Linked DNA regions of Mus musculus: region 2 is linked to region 1. Evidence: chromatin loops called from intact Hi-C (ENCODE). Cell type or tissue: left cerebral cortex. All regions are shown on one strand. Each heading gives the region's core, and the rest is flanking DNA. Links, peaks and the distances in the headings are about the cores only. Region 1 holds the start of Tal1 (T cell acute lymphocytic leukemia 1). Region 2 overlaps Gm33655 (a long non-coding RNA gene).

What was found. Hi-C counts contacts between places; a loop is a spot of excess contacts. Peaks named below come from ENCODE experiments on the same cell type or tissue, not always from the same donor. Only the 100,000 strongest peaks of a DNase experiment are listed, where the experiment ranks them.
Region 2: it touches region 1 in a loop (2.4-fold over the local background); 4 of 42 quality-filtered maps call a loop at or near these places.

The regions. Positions count from the first base shown.
Region 1 is chr4:115,055,599-115,064,536 of GRCm38, reverse strand. Tal1 (T cell acute lymphocytic leukemia 1) reads right to left here and starts at 6,726. Exons shown (of 5, transcript NM_001287388.1): 1 at 6,666-6,726; 2 at 4,871-5,018; 3 at 961-1,407. The coding sequence starts at 1,406. It overlaps Gm33786 (a long non-coding RNA gene), which reads left to right and starts at 5,227. Exons shown (of 2, transcript XR_376559.3): 1 at 5,227-6,480; 2 at 6,628-6,915. In left cerebral cortex, for the core only: no CTCF peak of the experiment used is centred there; DNase peaks (open chromatin) are centred at 6,146, 6,424, 7,250, 7,475 and 3 more places; H3K4me3 peaks cover 3,903 bases; H3K27ac peaks cover 2,261 bases.
Region 2 is chr4:114,664,867-114,673,804 of GRCm38, reverse strand. All of the region lies in intron 1 of Gm33655 (a long non-coding RNA gene), which reads left to right. Among named protein-coding and RNA genes, the nearest start is that of Gm12829, 11 kb to the left of the region's middle. In left cerebral cortex, for the core only: CTCF peaks have their summits at 6,610 and 7,953 (motif pointing left); DNase peaks (open chromatin) are centred at 4,573, 7,362 and 7,930; H3K4me3 peaks cover 503 bases.

The DNA of each region.
Region 1 (8,938 bases), core at 908-8,907:
TTGAGTATGCATGCATTCACAGAAGCGAAGAGGGTGAATATATGGAACAATACATAAATGGGAGGGGCAAGGCGGCGTATTCCTGTGCTGAAGTACACACACACACACACACACACACACACACACACACACACACACACACAAAATCTCCTTCAATCCTGGTAGACCTTTGCTCAGAGACAAGTACCTACACAGGACAACACGTGAGGGATGGAAGTGCTAGTAGAGAACTCCCACACCACAAAGGGTCTCACATTGTCCCCTCAGACCTCACCGACCATCACTCTCTGATCACAGATCGGCACCACCCCCCACCTCCCACTCACCAACCCTTGACAGCGCTCCCTACTGCTCTACCATCGTGTTGTCCTATAATTCTTTCCTACCGCCTGTCCTACACTCTGCTGGCCATTCAGCTTCCCTCACCACAGGGCCCAGCAAGGAGACCAACCACGCAGGTAAGGGACAGAAGGATTAGGAGCGGATGACAGTGTCGCTCACTGCATCCTAGCAGAGGCTGAGAAGAGCTGCCCTCAGCAACGGCCTTAGATCTTTCTCTCCAGCCTGTCCACCCACCGCGGCAGCTTCCTGAAGAGTTCACCCTTTGTGGCGAACCTCACCTCTGCTGCAGAGGGGCATTCAGACACTGGCCCAGAACTCATATTAAAGAATCCCGCCTACTCAACAGTAGTCAGCAACCTCTGCAGCTTTTTACACTCACCCACAGACCCGCACCCTCAACAGTGCAGGCGACCACCCCCGGTTTCTACACAACTGTCGTCCCCTGACCACCGGTCCTTCCTGACAGTCTGTCTCACAGGGGACCCCTTTCCCACTAGCGGGAGGGTTGCGGGAGAGACTCTGGTCTCTGGGCTCGTTCCTCTTGGAATCTTAAGCCACCACCCCCTCCTCTCGACCCTCGCCTGCACCCAGAACGCCGCAGGGGACCGGGATGCTCACCTGCCTAGTGAGGCGAGCGGCTGGCTAAGGCTATAGAGCAGCGCTCGGCCGGGGCCGGCAGGGGCTGCCAGCGCGGGCGGGCTCAGCTGCACCATGCGGCCGTCTCCAGGCAGCTCTGCAGGAGCCGAGGCGGGCGCGGGCGCCGGGGCGGGTCCGGGAGGTCTGCACAGCTCGGTGGTGGGCACCCGAAGGCGAGCTTCGGCTGCTACTGCGTCGCGGCCCTTTAAGTCCCTCGCGGCACCGCCCCCACTGGCAGGGCCGCCCCCCGCGCCGCTGCGCGCTCCTAGCTCGATGACGGGGGGCTCAGCCGGGGCTGCGCGGCTCGTCTCCTTGGCGACGCCGTTGAGCAGGACTAGGTGCGGGGGGGCCATGCGGGCCTCGGCCGCGTCCTGTCCCTCTAGTTGCGGGTCACTGCGTGCCGCCTCGCTCGGCGGCCGCTCCGTCATCCTGTAACAGGGTAAGGGGCAGAGAGGAGATCACGCACTGAAACCTGAAAAGCGGACAGGACAAACTCAGCACCACGTGGACGCACACCCCAACCCTGCTGGCGTGAAGGCCCGCAGGCCTGGAGCTGGAGCAATGTGGGGGTGTCTCTAGATTGGAAGAAAAGGGTGGGACAAGCCCGGAAGGCACAGTGTCCAAGGGTAGGAATTGTGCTGGAGAAAGATGGCAGAAACCTTGGGAGAAAAGGAATACAGGCAGAGAGACAAAAATCGACGGGAAAAAGGAGGAAGGAAATGCACAGAGAAGAGAAAGATCACCCAGTCCCTCCTTCTTAGGCCACAGGGGAAGGGGAGGGAACTAATCCCCCGAGCAAGCGTGTCCTTCCCGCCCCCCTTTTGGTTTTGGCGGGGAATCTGTCCAGTGCTATAGGAACCCTCTCCCGATCTACTGCTACACACATGCGCTGCAAATATACACCCAGAAAGACTATGGTGGTGAAGTAGGGTGTGGAAGCTGCAAGAACTCTGCTCTATTCAACCAAGGATGTCAGAAATATTCCCGGCCAAGAGGAAAGCAGCCTACACTAAGCAAACCCACCGTTGTATTCTGCAAGTAGCTACCCTATCATAAGAAAGGGAGTCAAGGACTGAAGCTAATCCTGGATTCTGGTCCTACTACCCTTCACACTCCACCCCATTCTGCTCAGCTGGACTCTTAAGACTTGGGAAAGTGCTCCAGAAGTCACTAGAATCTGGGCTCCCCTCCTGATGGAGAAAATATAAAGAAAGCTCTTCCTTGAATTATTCCAATGAAGTGTCCTCTTCCCCCCCACACACACACACCATACACCTTGGTATTCTCAATACACAGAACTCGGATCTCACTGGGTTTTTTTTTTATAGATTTAATATGCAAAAATTATATATATACATATATATGTATATGTATACACACACACACACACACACACACACACACACACTGTGGCTGCCTTCAGACACACTAGGAGAGGGCATCAGATCCCATTACAGATGGTTCTGAGCCACCATGTGGTTGTTGGGAATTGAACTCAGGACCTCTGGAAGAATAGTCAGTGCTCTTAACCAGTGAGCCATCTCTCCAGTCGTGGATCTCACTGTTTTACTGTCTCACATGGACCCTGGAGCCCAGAAAATTCCTAGGCTCCAACCATACTCCCCAGATGAGCATATCCACTCTATTTCCCATCAGTTTGAGAGTTCTTGCATCACCTGGCTTCGTTCAGATGGCATCTGACCCAGCAACAGGCCAGACACACAATCTATAAGACTCCAAAGTTGGATGATACTTGTGAGTTGTTTTAATTTTAAAAATAGAAATACAATGAACTCATCAGTTGTGGGGGCACATGCTTATAAATGCAGCCCTGAGAAGGGGGTTAAAGAATCCTGAGTTTGAAGTTAGCCTGGGCTACACATGATCCTATCTCATATATATACTCATATGTGTGTGTGTGTATTATGTGCATATACACACAGTATAGACACATATATAACCACCTTAATAGGCTTTATAAATCACATTGCTGCTCCCAAGATTAGATAATTGGGTTATTTTGTTGTATTGTAATTTTTATTACTTTACCATTTATTTATTTGTATATAAAGGTACATATGCCACAGTCATAAATGTTGAAGTTAGAGGACAATTTTCATGAAGTAGTGATTTCCTTTCACCTGGGCCTTGGGGATCAAACTAAAGCTGTCGGGATCAACAGCAACAATTTAACCCACTGAGTCAATTCACTAGCCCAAAATGGGGTGTTTTAAAACAGAAAATCAATACAAAAATGTGACACTAACCACCGACATGGAGCACACATAGAGGACCTTTTTGGCCACTACACTGCTCTGGACCAGAGTTATCTGGGAAACTGATTCCCTCCTCTTACGAAAAGGAAATTGGACCTTCTTCATCCTTCTCCAAAACTCAGGTGTACAGCCAGACACAAAATGGGAACCAAGGATTGCAATTCAGGCAACACTGGATGTTCGGGGATTAGCCCAGTCAGGAAACAACAAATCTCCCAACACTTGTTACACACAAGCTGCAAAGCCAATATGGGTCTGTAATGCTTCACTGAGATTGAATTCACAATTAGAGTGGAGACAAAAGGTCTATATACAGAGAATACCTCAACCACCGGAAATGAACCAGAAGTATAGTAGCCATCCTGACTTCCCTCCCTGCTAGTGAAGTGCATCAGAAATAAACCAGCTTCTGGTGAAATACACAAGCCAGAGACGCTGTCCTCCTACCTTGAGGCACACCATCTGTGTGCTTTCAATGACCAGTTGTTTTAGTCCCAGCTTCTAAATGACAAACATACACTACAGTAACTGAGCCAGAGCTCCCCTCTGACTCCCTGATCAATTCTGCTGCAATGACTGAATCAGGTTCCCAATGGCCAAAGGGGACACATATTCTAGATGAGTTGACCCTCCAGATGCTATAAATATCCAAGGCTTCCAGTAGAATTCTCCATGCTCAGCTCCTGGACCTCAGGTAAACCTCCTAAGACCAGGATCACACACAACCCCACCCCCACCCGCACAGCAGCCCAGGGGTTAACACTAACAGCTTTTATGCAATTGTTTTTATTAAGGGAGAATGGGAAAGGGAGGGGGCTCAGGCTAGACAGGAGCACTCGACCATCCCAGCTCTTTGTGCTTCCCGAGACCCAGGTTACAGCCTCAACCTCATCTTCACCTTCCAGTTGCCCCAGCCAGCAGGTGACAATACACCTGAAAAGGGGAACCAGAAAGCTCCTTTCTGGGAGGCACTGCATCTTCTCCAGCAACTCCTAATGCCCCAAATCATAGCTTGGAGATTTTTTTTAATCCACTTATTTTTAAAAGAAATAGTGTTGGCCTTAGACTTGGCTGGCCTCCCATCCCTCCACACTCATATGCGCAAGACACAGTGGAGAAACACAAAGCCTGCACCAAAACCTAATCCGCCAGTGAGCAATGCACTATCTCTGCCACCACTCGAGTGGAAATGCGTTCCAGCACAGCTTCTTAGGCCTTAGGCCTTAGTAGGGTGGCTTTGGCTGCTTTTATTCGTGCCTGGAGCTCCTGCGCCATCCGGATATAGCCACAATAAAGTTACCGGCCTTGTGAAATGTGCTCGGAACCGGGACCATGGGAGCGGCCTGGAGGACATAATCCAACCAGCTTGTTTTATCCAAGGCCGGAAAAAGGAAAGAGCCCTGCTGGAGGCCTGAGGCAGCTTAGTGGCAGTCAGATCCCGGGTTCTTAGTCTAGGTTGGTTCTCCCACCCCCACCCCCACCCCCACCAATCTTCTCAGTTCTAAGTCGTCTCCCCCCCCCCGCCCCCCAGTTCACAACCCAGAATACTGTTGTTTCCACAGACATTACCCCCCTTCCTCCACCCACCCCACCCCAGACTCCAGGCCGCAACTAACCTGGGGCATATTTAGAGAGACCTACTCGGCTGGTTAGGACCTCCACTCCTCCGCTGGAGAGGGGTCGAGGTAGGACCCCGAAGCTGGGTTTCCCGGCTCTCGCTGAGAGACCAGCAGTTACTTAGCTTGCCGTGAGGTCCTGCGCGGTCTGCCGCGCCCAAAGCGAGTTTCCAGGAAAGATGGGGGTGGAGAGAAAGAGGGAGGGCGAGAGAGAAAATGGGGGGTCAATGACTGGGAATTACCTCGTGTGCCCCGCCATCCCAAAGAATAGCAAATGGCTTTCCGCCTCCAACTTGCAGGTGTTTGGAGCCCACCCTCCCCCAAACACATCCCGAATTAAAAAAAGAAAAAGAAGAAGAACCTTACACCTGACCAATCAGGAATAACTACTTAGTCCAACAACAACAGCCTCTCCGGCAGGCTGCCCAGAACGTGTTCGAACCCTCTAACGGATCTGTCTAATTCAGTATGGCCGAATTTGTTTTCTAAGCATGGACGTCTCTATGCGGGTTGCCCCCACAACCTTAGCCCAGGCTTAGCCAGAGCAGGAAGATGTAATTCTCTATTTGACGAGGGTGGAGAGAACGGGATGGAAAAACAAAAACAAAAACAAAAACAACAACAACAACAACAACAAAAACCCAAGAGTTTTCAGGCCCTGGCTGCTGGGTCAGAACCTGGGAGCCCTGGTCCCATACTCCTCATGACCCCATCTTTCAAGTTCCTGCCCAGGACAAGGCAGAACCTGTTTCCAAAGATCCTATTTCCCTTGCAGGGATGAAAGGGAGAGAGAGAGAGCTCTATCTGTTTTAGCTGGGTCCCTTGTTTTCTTTCTAATGGATGCAGAGATATAAAGGAAGGTATTTCACCATTTCTTCCACCACCTTTGCAAAAGATTTTCGACTTTCGGGGTTTTGACTGGCAGTAGATGAGAGTTAACTCTTACACCTCTTATACTGTTTCGCAGCGATAAACAAAGCAAAAGGAAAGACGGGCCAAAGCAGACCGACGCCACTTCCAAGAGCGGTAGCTGGATTTCGTTTGCTTTTATTTTTCGCCTCCTTTTTTTTTTTTAATTGTTTTGCCTGAGATGTCCACCGCCCAATGGCACATCGAAGTCTTGGGTTAATTGCGAAGGCTTCCTTCTCTCCGCTGCGGCTTTGGCGGAAGCTCAGAACTGCCTCCTCCCTGGCTTTCAATTCAGTGCGGGAGGTTTTCTTTCTCCTTGCTAATCCAGAGAAGGAGGGAAGAGGAGGGGAGACGCGGGGAATACACTCGTTCCCGTTGTTACTTGAGGCTAATGTTTGTTTTATGGAGTGACTCTTTATTCTGACTACCTCTTCATTTTCTTTCCCTACCCCAAACCTGGCAAGTTAGGGGAAAAAAAAAAAAAGCAGCTAGGGAGGGGCCTAAGACAGGACAGGACTGCTTTGTTCTCCCTCCAAAGAAGCTAAAGGGTAGAACTGGTGAGCTTTTTGTTCGATTGTTTTAATTAAAAGCGGATATTAAGGGTGATGGTGATGATGACGAAGGTATTAACAATCGCAGTAAAAGGGGAAAACGCGATCCTTCTTGTCCAGCTAAGGTGGCCCTGAAGCGGTCCTTCCAACGTAAGTGGACTCCAAGGGCAGCTAACCTGCTAGGGGGTCTGACTGGACCGGGATGGGAAAGGGACTGAGAAAATGTCCCCCGGGACGATCCCGAGGACCCCCACCCCTGGCACCAGACCTGGAAAATGTGCCCATTGTCTTTCCCAGCCTCTCCCAACCACCGCGGACGCACCCGCGAAACTGACCAGAAATAGGCGAAACCCAGGGGCAGCGCGAATCCAGGCCTGGCGCTGCGGGCGGGAAGACGCTGGCCTCAGCGAGCGCGGCTCATCTTCCAGATTAGAAGATTCCCCCCGCACACACCAGGGGACCCCCGCAACACCAAGGCACAGACAGCCTCCGGACAGAGCTGCCGCCCACTGGGCTCTGTCCGCCCATCCGAGCCAACACTGGCTCCCGAATACATCATAATTTGGAATAAAATGTGAAATCCCACTCCCCGCCCCCATGCTGACGCCCCCACCAGCGCCTCGATCTCTCGCTCGCCCTCCCCCCACTCCCGCCCCCAGCGATTTGCAAACGCACCTCTAAAGGACACAGGCACACAGGCATAGGACTCTTGTTGGACAGGACCACACATGGTCCAGGCCCAGAGGAGGGAAGCAGATGAACACGAGCTAGCTCTGTCCCACAAGCCGGTGTAGGCAGACCGGCATACTGTCCAACATGACACAGCGACATCAGTCACACGCAAACGCTCACAGACACACAACCTCACAGGGTGAGGATCACACCCGCCCGACATAACGAAACCAGCCTAACACTTTGTCCAAGGCCACACACTGCGATACACCAGACCGACCTTGTGGAGAAAAGAAACAGGGCAATTTACATACAACGAATAAAACGCAGAGAGGTCGGAATCTCCACACCCAGACAGCGCAGGGTTTCACACTCCCGCACACGACCTATCGCCAAAAGCCCACGCGGGGAGTAGCCACCGCAGCCTGCCGCTCACGCAAGCACTCTCAACCCGGCCGCCCGCACACACCGCCCAGAAGCAATGGAAGCCGCCAGCGCCTTGCGCTTTTCTGTCTATTGCGCAAGGGGAAAAGGGGAAGGAAGGAAGAGAGTCTCCCCGGCGGGAGGGGCAGCGGAGGGGCGTCGTGGAAAGTGCCCCCCGGGAAGAGACGGGGGAGAGGGAGCCGAGGCTGGAGTGCGCATGGGGAAAGACGGAGGAAACGGACGGGCAATTCCACGGGAGGCGACTGTCTCCCGGCCCTGGGAAGAAGGCCGGGACGCTCACGTTTTGCGCCTTGGGGGTGTGCGTGGCCATGTTGGGCAGCCCCCGCCCGCGCCTCGCCGCGCGCTCTAATCCCGCTCCCGCCCGCGGCCTCGTTAGCGCCGGCCGTGTGCGCCGCCGAGATAAGGAGCCGCCTCGGGCCCGCCCGCCCCCGATAAGCGCCTCGGCCATTATGGGCCAAATGATTCATTTTAATTTGGCAATTTCTCCGGAGGGAGCGGGGACGGGTTGCGGCGCTGGGATGGCCCAGGAATGCGCAGAGGAGAGGGCTGAGCGCTCACGTTGGGACCCGGCGGGTTCCGCCCGTTCCCCACCCCTGGCCCCTCGGGATTCCCGCTCCCTACAAACAACCCGACTCGGATCTCCGCCTCCCAGATGCTCGTTCAGCGGCTTTGGCCGTTGTCTAGCCTCTTAAGACCACCGTGTCTCCCGACCCATTCCCAACCAACCCTCCCTTCTTCATTCTTTCTCCTGTCTTCTCCAAAGCCAGAGTGTCTGTTTCTCCTTTTTCCGTATCTCAACACCCAGTTCCTCGCTGACCCTCATCAGCACAGGCCCCTGACCGCTCTAAAACTGGAATTGCTCAAAGATAAAAGACTCTATAGGGGGACAGAACAGATATCAATAGAGAGATGAAAATGCCCCTTAAGCTTGGTTTCAGGATGAAAGCAGAACACCCCCCCACCCATCCCCAAGCCCCCATGTTCCTTAACACACTCTTTAATCTTAGTACATTGTTTCTTTGCACTATACAGTTTGATTTTCCTTAAATATCCCTAAGGACTGGAGTTTGAGGGCTTGCCAATCTTGTGCAAGGCCAAGGACTCAATTCTCAGCACTGCAAAAATAAAAATAAGCAGGTGTATAAATGAGAAAATTCTAAATTAGCTCTTTTCTTTCTCTTTTTGGTTTTTGTTGTTTTGTTTGAGATAGGGTTTGTCTGTGTAGCCTTGGCTGTCCTGGAACTCTTTCTGTAGACCAGGCTGTCTTCGAACTTAGGGATCCACCTGTCTCTGCCTCTGGAATGCTGGGATTAAAGGCATGCACCACCACACCCGGTTTCGTAATGCTTTTATTTTTTATTTTTTAAATACCATACAATTGGATATCATTAGGGCACCTTTGAATAATAGTGTGCTTTAGTGATACTTTTCCCCCTTCATCCAACTTCTCCCCATTGGTGCTTTTATTATTCCTAATTTATAGGTGAGAAAA
Region 2 (8,938 bases), core at 266-8,265, 390 kb after region 1:
CTGAAATCTGAAACGTTCCAAACGTTGACACTTTCTGACTGCCAGCATGCTAACACTGTAAATAGAAAGCTTCTGACGGGTGCCATATATTCTGTAAGTGGTAGTTCAGTTTCCCTCCCATCCAGTTGGGAGGTACAGTGGTGTGAGGGTCAGTATGCATGATGAGTGTCTGAGAGAGCATGGACAAGCATGTGGGGGTGCTCACAGCATGGCATGAATTCAGGAACTGCGAGTGGGCATGATGGTAGGCACCCTGATTTCGGCAAAAGAATATTAGGACACTGGGCAAGAGGCATGGTTGAAATCAAATCCCATAATATATTGACTAGAATCTCAAAGAGCTCTGCCCTTCCTGTGGGGAGTGGGGAACTTCCAAGAGATCCTTCAATACCATGCAACCCTTTGCCAGGCTATCAGGAGTTCTGTGCTGTGGTGGCCATAACTGTCACAGGGAACCTTTCTGTAGCCTTACCACTCATCAAACTTGTGGATGAGCCATGGCTGAAGTCAGAGGCTGGTACTTTTTAACCCCCTAGCAGCAGCTTGCTGGTCCCCAGAGCAGCCTCCAAAGATGCAGGCCTGTGAATGGAGCCTTCACAAGGTCGCTCTCAAGAAGAGAACTCGCAGTATGGTGGAACCACATGTTCTTCTAAGGAAGAATTTTTTGTTTTCATTTCAAACAACTCTGGTTGGTGACGAGTGGCCAGAAGAGGTGCTCTGTTTTCCATCCTAACACCTATTTGCAGGTGGGGGCAGGGAGGACTCCAACCTGAAATGTTATTTCAAGCCCTTCCCTGGACTTACACCTCCATTTCCAGGCCGCGTCACATAGCAAAGCACGATCCACAGCGCGTCCCGTTGCTTTGTAGTTTGAGCACCTTTCAAAGCAGGAAGATGAGTCTGTTTCAGCTCTTCCCCTTCTGATCTCATACTTAAATATCACTGCCTGATGTGGTGCTTAAGTAAATAGCTTCGCTGGGCACTGGCAGTCATAGCCCTGAAAGGCCAGCTTGCCAGGGACAGCAAGCTCAGGCCACTCCTCCCTGCCCTCCACAGACAGAGGTGAAACTGGTATTTTTCAAATGTTCCCTGCCTACCTTCTGCCATCTGAGGCCCATTCCAAAGAGGAGGAGGCCAGCGATGTCTTGTCATCTGACAGGGCACAGACAGAGACAGATGACACACTCCCTGCCAGAAAAGGCCACATTCAGACACTCCTAGATAGCCAGCTGCCACTTTATTAACAGTACAGATTCCATCTGAATCAGGCTGGGAAAGAAAATATTTATGTTTGCTTGTCGGGAGGGCCTTCATCTGTCTTCAGCAGGAGCCAGCCACACTGTAGTCCAGGACTGACATGTCTGAGGGGCCTGCTCTAGGCTCAGAGTTGATGGAGTTTTCCAAATGTCCCCTCTGGATGGAGACAGGGTAGGAACTTCAAGGGTGTTGGATGTGTGCATTAAGACAGGGCAGATTTTGAGGAAGCACAACAGTCCGCTGCCTATCAGGTTGCAGCCAGAGGCAGATGCATATCACCATCCCAATATGAGCTGAAGAGGGGCGCCCGGCTGAAGCCCCAGAGAAGCCACTTAGAACTGAGAACAGGATACAATTGCATTGCTTGTGAACTGTGACATGGACCTAAGCCTGACTCTTAAACTGGGCAGGATATTTAATGCAGTTTTATGTTCTTCCTCTTCTTGGGGCCATTATTTTAAATCTAACTCAAAAGGCAACTCCTTAGCTGTTTCGGGGTGCCCTTGAATCTGCACTTTGGTTAAACCCTGCCCACTCTGGCTGTCAGCTGTCTATTTCAGTAACATAGTCAGAAGGTACTGATCGGAACAAGGTAGGTGGCCCTAGGGAATGGCAATTTGGGCTTTGTGGGCTTTGGCAGGGTTGTTCTCTTTGGACTCTAGTGAAGTTTCCCTCTCTGAGCTCTGAACACTAGAACATGTATCCCTATATGTAGGGCTCTGAAAACTTGAGTTCAAATCCCGATTGTACCACTTAGCAATTGTGCAAGCAACCCTGAGTGTCTATTCAGGTTTCTCTGTCCTTCTGGATAAAATAGTTACTAAGTATCTTCTTGTATGACTATTTTGGGAGCACAGTAGATAGGTGTGGGGAACACCCAGTGCTGTAAGCACTGGCTAAGAGGTGTCCTGACTAACATTGCAGGATCTCTCTAGAACATTGTGGGCAACTTTTATTTATATAAGAGTAAACATGTACAAATGTAGGCCAGAACAATTCATAGTGTATACTGATAGTCTTCACACGATGCTGTAAGGCCTGAGTAGTTTAAATTACAACTATTCGTTTTGCATAGTTCTGGGGGGCATCTCATGTCAGTGTGCCTCTAGATTTTATTTCTCAGGAGGGGCTCTGCCTGGCAGGGAGAGCCTGGGAGCTGCTCCTTCCTCTTCTTCTTTCTAAGAGTGGTTATTACATTTATTTTGGGGGTGGGTAGCACACATGCCACAATACTATGTGGAGTTCAGAGGACAAGCATTGGGAGTTGTTTCTCTCCCTCCATCACTGCGTTGAGGAGACTGAACCCAGGTCATCAGAGTCGATGGCAAGCACCTTTATCTACTGAGCCATCTTGCAGGCTCTCTCTTTTTATGGGGACTGTAATCCCATCACAGGGGATTTTTGTCTAATTACTTTCTAATGCCAATCCCCCCAGTACTGTCACATGGGGTGTGAGAGCTTAGCTTGAATTTCCAGGGAACACATTTAGTCAGCAGCAACATCTACACGTAAGGTCTGTGTGGGGCTTGCGAGCCTGAGTGTTGCACGGTCTGTGTGGTGCTTGTGAGCCTGAGTGTTGCACGGGCACTGCATGTTTCAAAAGAGATCAGTGATGTGTGAAGGGTTATAGACATTTACATATATCTCTGCTTTCAGGCTTATGTATACATGAAATTGTAGCAAAGGTTAAAGTCACGGGCTCAGAATTAGTGATAGGTTCAGAGTTTCCATGCATTCGGATTATATACAAGCATGGGACAAGAATGACTTGGACCACAGTAGGCTCTTAACTCAGCACGGTGAGTCTCTTATTTTCCCCAACTTACGGTAGCTGCTAAGGAAACCCTGGCAGAGGGACTCAGAGACTCATTGGCATGGGGATTCATCTAGCCTGAGATTCCTGCTGCAGGAACTCAAGGATTTGTCCTCCGCTGTGGAAGGGATCCTGGCTCTGGGAGCAATTTTCCTGGGGTGGGACGACCTGCAGCCTAGCCTGTCTTTGGTGCCATGGAAACCTTATTAGCTCATCTCCATCTGGACCCGTCCTCATCTGTTCTAATGGGTCATTTGTCTCTCTGATCCCGTCCAAGCTCCAGTGTTAGTGGCATTTGCTTAGTTAGCAATTGGTCTGTTTGAGAAGCTCATGTGTTAGTGCCAGGCTTCTGAACACCAAACCATTCTCCTGAGTAGGTAGAGGCCCTGACACCTGGGAGAGGGTCTCAGGGAAGGGGAAGGCTTTTAGACTGTCAAGAGTCCCTCAGAAATAGTCAAACATACTATTTATTCCAATTCTCTCTCTCTCTCTCTCTTTCTCCCTCCCTCCCCCTCCCTCCCCCTTCCCTCCCTTCCCTCCCTCCCTCCCTCCCTTCCCTCCCTCCTTCCCTTCCCTCCCTCCCTCCCTCCCTCCCTCCCTCCCTCCTCCCTCCCTCCTACCCTTGCCAGATTAGAATGCTCAGCACAGCCATCTGAGTTTAGGATCAAAATATTCCATTTCTCTCCTGCATCAAGAGAGGGCCTCCATGAACAATGGAGCCTCAGAGGTCTTAGCTGATACTCCAATGACCTGAATCTGGCTTCCACCATAGAAATCTTTGCAGAAAATGGTAGGACCAGCAGTAAACCCATGTGACATCTCCACACATAAGCACTGATGGCTCCTCACACATATGAACAAAACACAAAGTCATAGTCACACAAATGTTTTTGGAAACATAGCACTCATACACCACACACACACACACACACACACACACACACACACACACACCCATGAGAGGAGGGTTGTCTTTTATGCTTCACATAGCCCACCAACAAATAAACACACTGAAACACACCTATTGGTGTATTATGCCCCCAAAGAAGAGCATGGTTGCCTGCACAGGCGCACCACACACACCTTTACACATGCAGCACACACGTCTCCACAAACTCTCGGGAACACACACACACACACACACACACACACACACACGGACAGTAGCATGTTACTCAAACAAATATTTCTATTGAAACAAAAATTCTCCAAACCCCACCTTAGTGATTCCCAATCAGAACTCCTATCATCATCAGAGTGAGAACACAGAAGAATTATACGGCAGGAGTGTCATCAGATGACGGACACACATGCAGACACTGTATAGGAATCAGAATTCTCACCGCACAACCACTGTGAGCATTGTATGCACACTCTATCAGGCTTCTCTGGGGCCCAGCATGTTTAGTGGGAGCAGGGAATTCTGAAAGGCTTCCTGTATAGTGAATACTGAACACTCTCGTCATTAAGAACAAACTGACTCATCTTTTATTACTTAGAGGAAGAACCCAGTGATTTGGTGAGGACAGCTGTGATTCTTGTAAGCGATGACTTTTCTGCTCTGCTATTTCAAGAGAGAAGTCAGTCAGGGCAAACGCTTCCATAGCTGCTTTTCTTACTGTGTTTAAACGGTAGGAGCAATAACTGCAGGTTTTGCTCCAGCTACACACCTCTGCCTGAGCTGAGAAGCTCCCATCTCTTCCTGCTGTGGATAGAGAAGCTACGGAGGTAGTGCGAGCATAGCTCAAAGTCATCTAGGAACCTGCCATTTCAGCGGTGCCGTGTGCAGAGCGTACACTAGGCACTGAGCTACAAATGGTATTGCTAGTGCCATATTTGTAAATGATTAGCATCAGCTGAACAAGGTTAAGAATCCAGAATTCCTTCCTCTCCAACTGGTTTATAGATTCGGAATTTCCCTTCTGATTGAGAAGACACTGAGGGAGAGAGGAGAGATCTGGGGACCCCACACCCAGTCCTATTGTCTCTGAGGAAGACCTAGTTGATGAGGGCTGGCCGTAGTCAGTGGCAGACTGCTTCCTAACATAAAGGAGGACTCAGGTTCATCTCCTGAGTCACAAATCAAACAAAACACACACATGCTAATTGATGTACTCCATCCCCAGCCCCCCAAGTTGTTGGAGTGGTAAGGGTAGCTGCATGGAGGACTTTGGAGAAGTCCTCTCTAGGCAAAGGACAGCAGAGGTGCCACCTTAGAGAAGCAATCTTCCAAACAGCTTGAACAAGCTTGACAACAGCTGCAGGTGGGGGATCGACAGTCTCTAACTGCTGCTCCCTGGGGGAGGCTTTCTAGGCCAAGACAAGCTTTGGCTCTAACCACTTTTCCCTCTGAGCTAGGGCTGCTGGGTGGTCTAGGGAGCAGGAGGGCAGCATGGGGGGAGTGGAGCAGGAGCAGGGCAAGGCAGGCCAGGCCCGACCTGAGAGAGGGAGAGGGAGAGGGAGAGGGAGAGGGAGAGGGAGAGGGAGAGGGAGAGGGAGAGGGAGAGGGAGAGGGAGAGGGAGAGATAGACAGAGACAGAGACAGAGACAGAGACAGAGACAGAGAGACAGAGTTGGATCTGGGTCCTGGGAAGGCTGATGTCCCTGGAGAGCTGAGATCCATGTAGAGAAGGTTTGGGCAAGTACAAGGATCTAGCAGATGCTGAAATGCAGCTCCGGAAGGGTCCAAGCAACCTGCTGAGGGTCCAGGATGATGATCACAGAGAAGATCCCTCTCCTGAGACCTTGCTGCCCCAGGTGGTTAGGGTGTGGTGCCCTGAGCCCCCTTCATCCCATGTATCTGGGATTCCAGAAATGTGGCCAACATGCTCCCCCCTTCACACCCCCCCCCCCGCCCTGAAGGGCTGCCATTTGGAATGCATTTGCAGACACATGGATTGTTTTTAAGTTAATGCTTTTTAATTCACTCTGTTTCCCAGTTGTCGTTTTTTTATTGAAAAGGCGGATTCTGCCGGTGTGTGTTCCTTGCAGGGGCTGTGTGTGTGTGTGTGTGTGTGTGTGTGTGTACACGCGCGTGCGAGTGTGTGGCGGTTGTTTGCTGCATGGCAGAGATCTGATGAGAGAGGCAATGATAGACAAAGGCTCAAGAGGACAGTGGAAAACAGAGTCAGAGCAAAACAGCAACGGAGGTGAGAGGAACACAGCAGCAACACAAATGCTCTGGAATCCAGCAAGTAAAGGCTCAGCAGGGTGGGCTCAAGAGTCCAGGGCAAGGGAAGGAGGGAACTGCAGCCAACACCCCCACCTCAACTAAGACCTTTGAGGTTGTGGTGGCTTCCCTCGGGCTATCGGGGGGTTTACGGGTCAAAGTCCTAAGGGTTGAACAGGTCTCAGATAGGGCTGGAGGGACAAGCCTCGGATCAGAGAGCAAAGGCCCAGGCCTGGTTGAGGCCAAAACTCTCCCTTCCTGCCCGCCCCCCCCCCCCCCCTGCAGTCAGACTCTCTGACTTCGAGCAGAACCTGAATCCTGCGCCCTGGCCATTGAGCGGCGCCCTTGCTTAACATCTCTACGCCTAGGCTCTGCCACCTGTAGGTGAGAAACGCTGATGGCCGGTTCCTGCGGAACAGGACAGCTTGGGAGTTCAGTGTGTGACAGACACCTTTGCTGCACAGCGCAGCTGCAGCCATAACTTCAGGGATCCTTCTGGACCTGCAATGGCTACGGGAGCCAGGTGCTGGTGCTATCCTCCTTCATAGCAGAACAACCCTGTCGCCCCTACTCCCGCCTCTACCCATCTGCACACGGCTTCCCGAACCTGTCTCAGAGGCCTCTCCAGATGCACCGCGTTGGAGACACAAAAACTGTTGTTGGCCCGCACGTGGCGGCCGCGTAGACCCTGGGGCGCACATAGCCAGGCGACTGGGCGTCAGGATCAAGGGCGGCCCTAGCCGGGTGGAGAGGGCTGACGTGAAGAGCAGCGGCTCCGGGCTGCCTGGCTCTCGCGCTGGGAGCCGGCAAGCTTTGAAAACCCTGGGCAATTAGCACTAATTACATGTGTGCAAACAGCCTTAGTTCAGGGCGCGGGCTGGGGCCCACCTGACTCGGCCATCCACCGCATTGGCCCAGCTGTTGAGCAAGGGCTCGGGGAGGGCGCAGGAGACCCCATGGGACCCCGGGTGCTGGTGCCCCCTGGACCACAGACTTGAGAGGCAGCCCAGGAATCTCCGTGTGGCGGCATGTAGACCAGCTAGAGGCTGAAAGCATATCTGAGGTCCGAACACTCCTGCTTGCTCCCTGAGCATGCTGGCCTGGTGGAGTTTGGCTGCGCATTCCGGCGCTTTGGTGGCCTCTTAAGCACCACCCAAGCGGATGACGCGGGACCAGGAAGGTAGTCTAGAGCCTGAGTCCGGAGATCAGCCCAACTATACGTGGATGAACCACTGGACTCGCAAAGGAGTTTTCCGAACCTTAGTTTGCATGCGCATAAAATGGGAACCCAAGGGGCTTCAGATAAAGTTAAAAGGGGTGGGGGGGGGGTGGAGAGGGGAAGAATAGGCTTCACTTTTTACAGTTTGTAAGGCAAGCCTGAACTGAGATCTCCGTCTGTGGACTGGGGAGCATTTGGCGGCTGTGTTGGCCGGGAGGCAAGGGAGAGATTTTATTTCCACCATTGTAGATGAAGGTCAGAGAGGTCAAACAACGCGGGAAGCAGTGTGTTGTTTGGACATCATATTTCCAGCCCAGACTCTGCCTCTCTCTCACTCTGCCATCCCTCTTGGATTCTCCAGGTTTCCAGGCACTTCTCTGAGTTTGGCGAAGCCTGGAAACTGCTGTCTGGGCACAGCTCCTGGAGCGAGAGGGAAAATGGCACGCTGGCAGGTCGGTTGAGCTGGCTCGCTACGGGGCCATGGCGCCCTCTTGCGTTCTCAGCGATAGCTGCACCAGGCTCAAGGTCGGACACTCTAGGTCTGGTCTGTCTTGGATAAGGGAGGCATCAAAAGCCTGCTGCCTGTTTGCCACATGCATTCCGGACAGCTTAAGTAGGAAGAGTAGAAGGATATACACTTAGCATGCTACAAAGCATGGCGCACACTGGGTCAGAGCATCTGGTACCACTTTGTTTTCCTATACCTCTACCTGTGATCTTGAATTTTACAGGTGTACGGTGAGGCTGATAGAGCAGGGTTGATTTCCCACTATACAAACAGAACAGCTAAGGCCCAGCTGGGCAAGCCGCTAGTGAGTAGTGGAGCCTCGAGCCGGTCTGATCAGCTGCCCCTTCTAATGTTCCCTTGGGCTAGGATTCAGACATCAAATTCTGGAATGAGTCCAGTCGGGTCTTGGTGGCAAGACCTCCGGCAAACCAGAGTTGGTAGTGGTGCCTGGGGATTGCTAGGGATGGAGCGGTTCGATGAATCTAGATAGGACTTCCTGAGAACGGACTGACATCCTGGTACTTTCCTGGAAGCAAGATGTCTTAAACAGGAAAGCGGCCCTTGCTGAGGGAACTTGCTGAGGGGAGGGGGTCGCTGGGAATTGAGGATTACACCCCAGGCCCCCCATGGCTGTCTGTAAACCAGGAACCTCAGGGCTGAGACAGCTGCTATGCGGTGAGCAGAACTGGTTAATGGTGTCTCAATGAAGCTTCAGTTAGGGCCTTAAACAAGTCTTTTGAGGCCTTGTCCTTCTTGAAGATAGGGACACATCAGCTCTAAGCCAGTAGCCACTAGGTAAACACACACACACACACACACACACACACACACACACACACACACACACACACACAGAGCTTTCACAGATGAGAGTGAGGATGCTCAGGAAATGGGGGTTGTCTTGGTGAGCCATGACAGTGAAGGATATGGTAGGTTCTTGTTCTGTGGGGGATAAGACTCAACAGGGTCAGG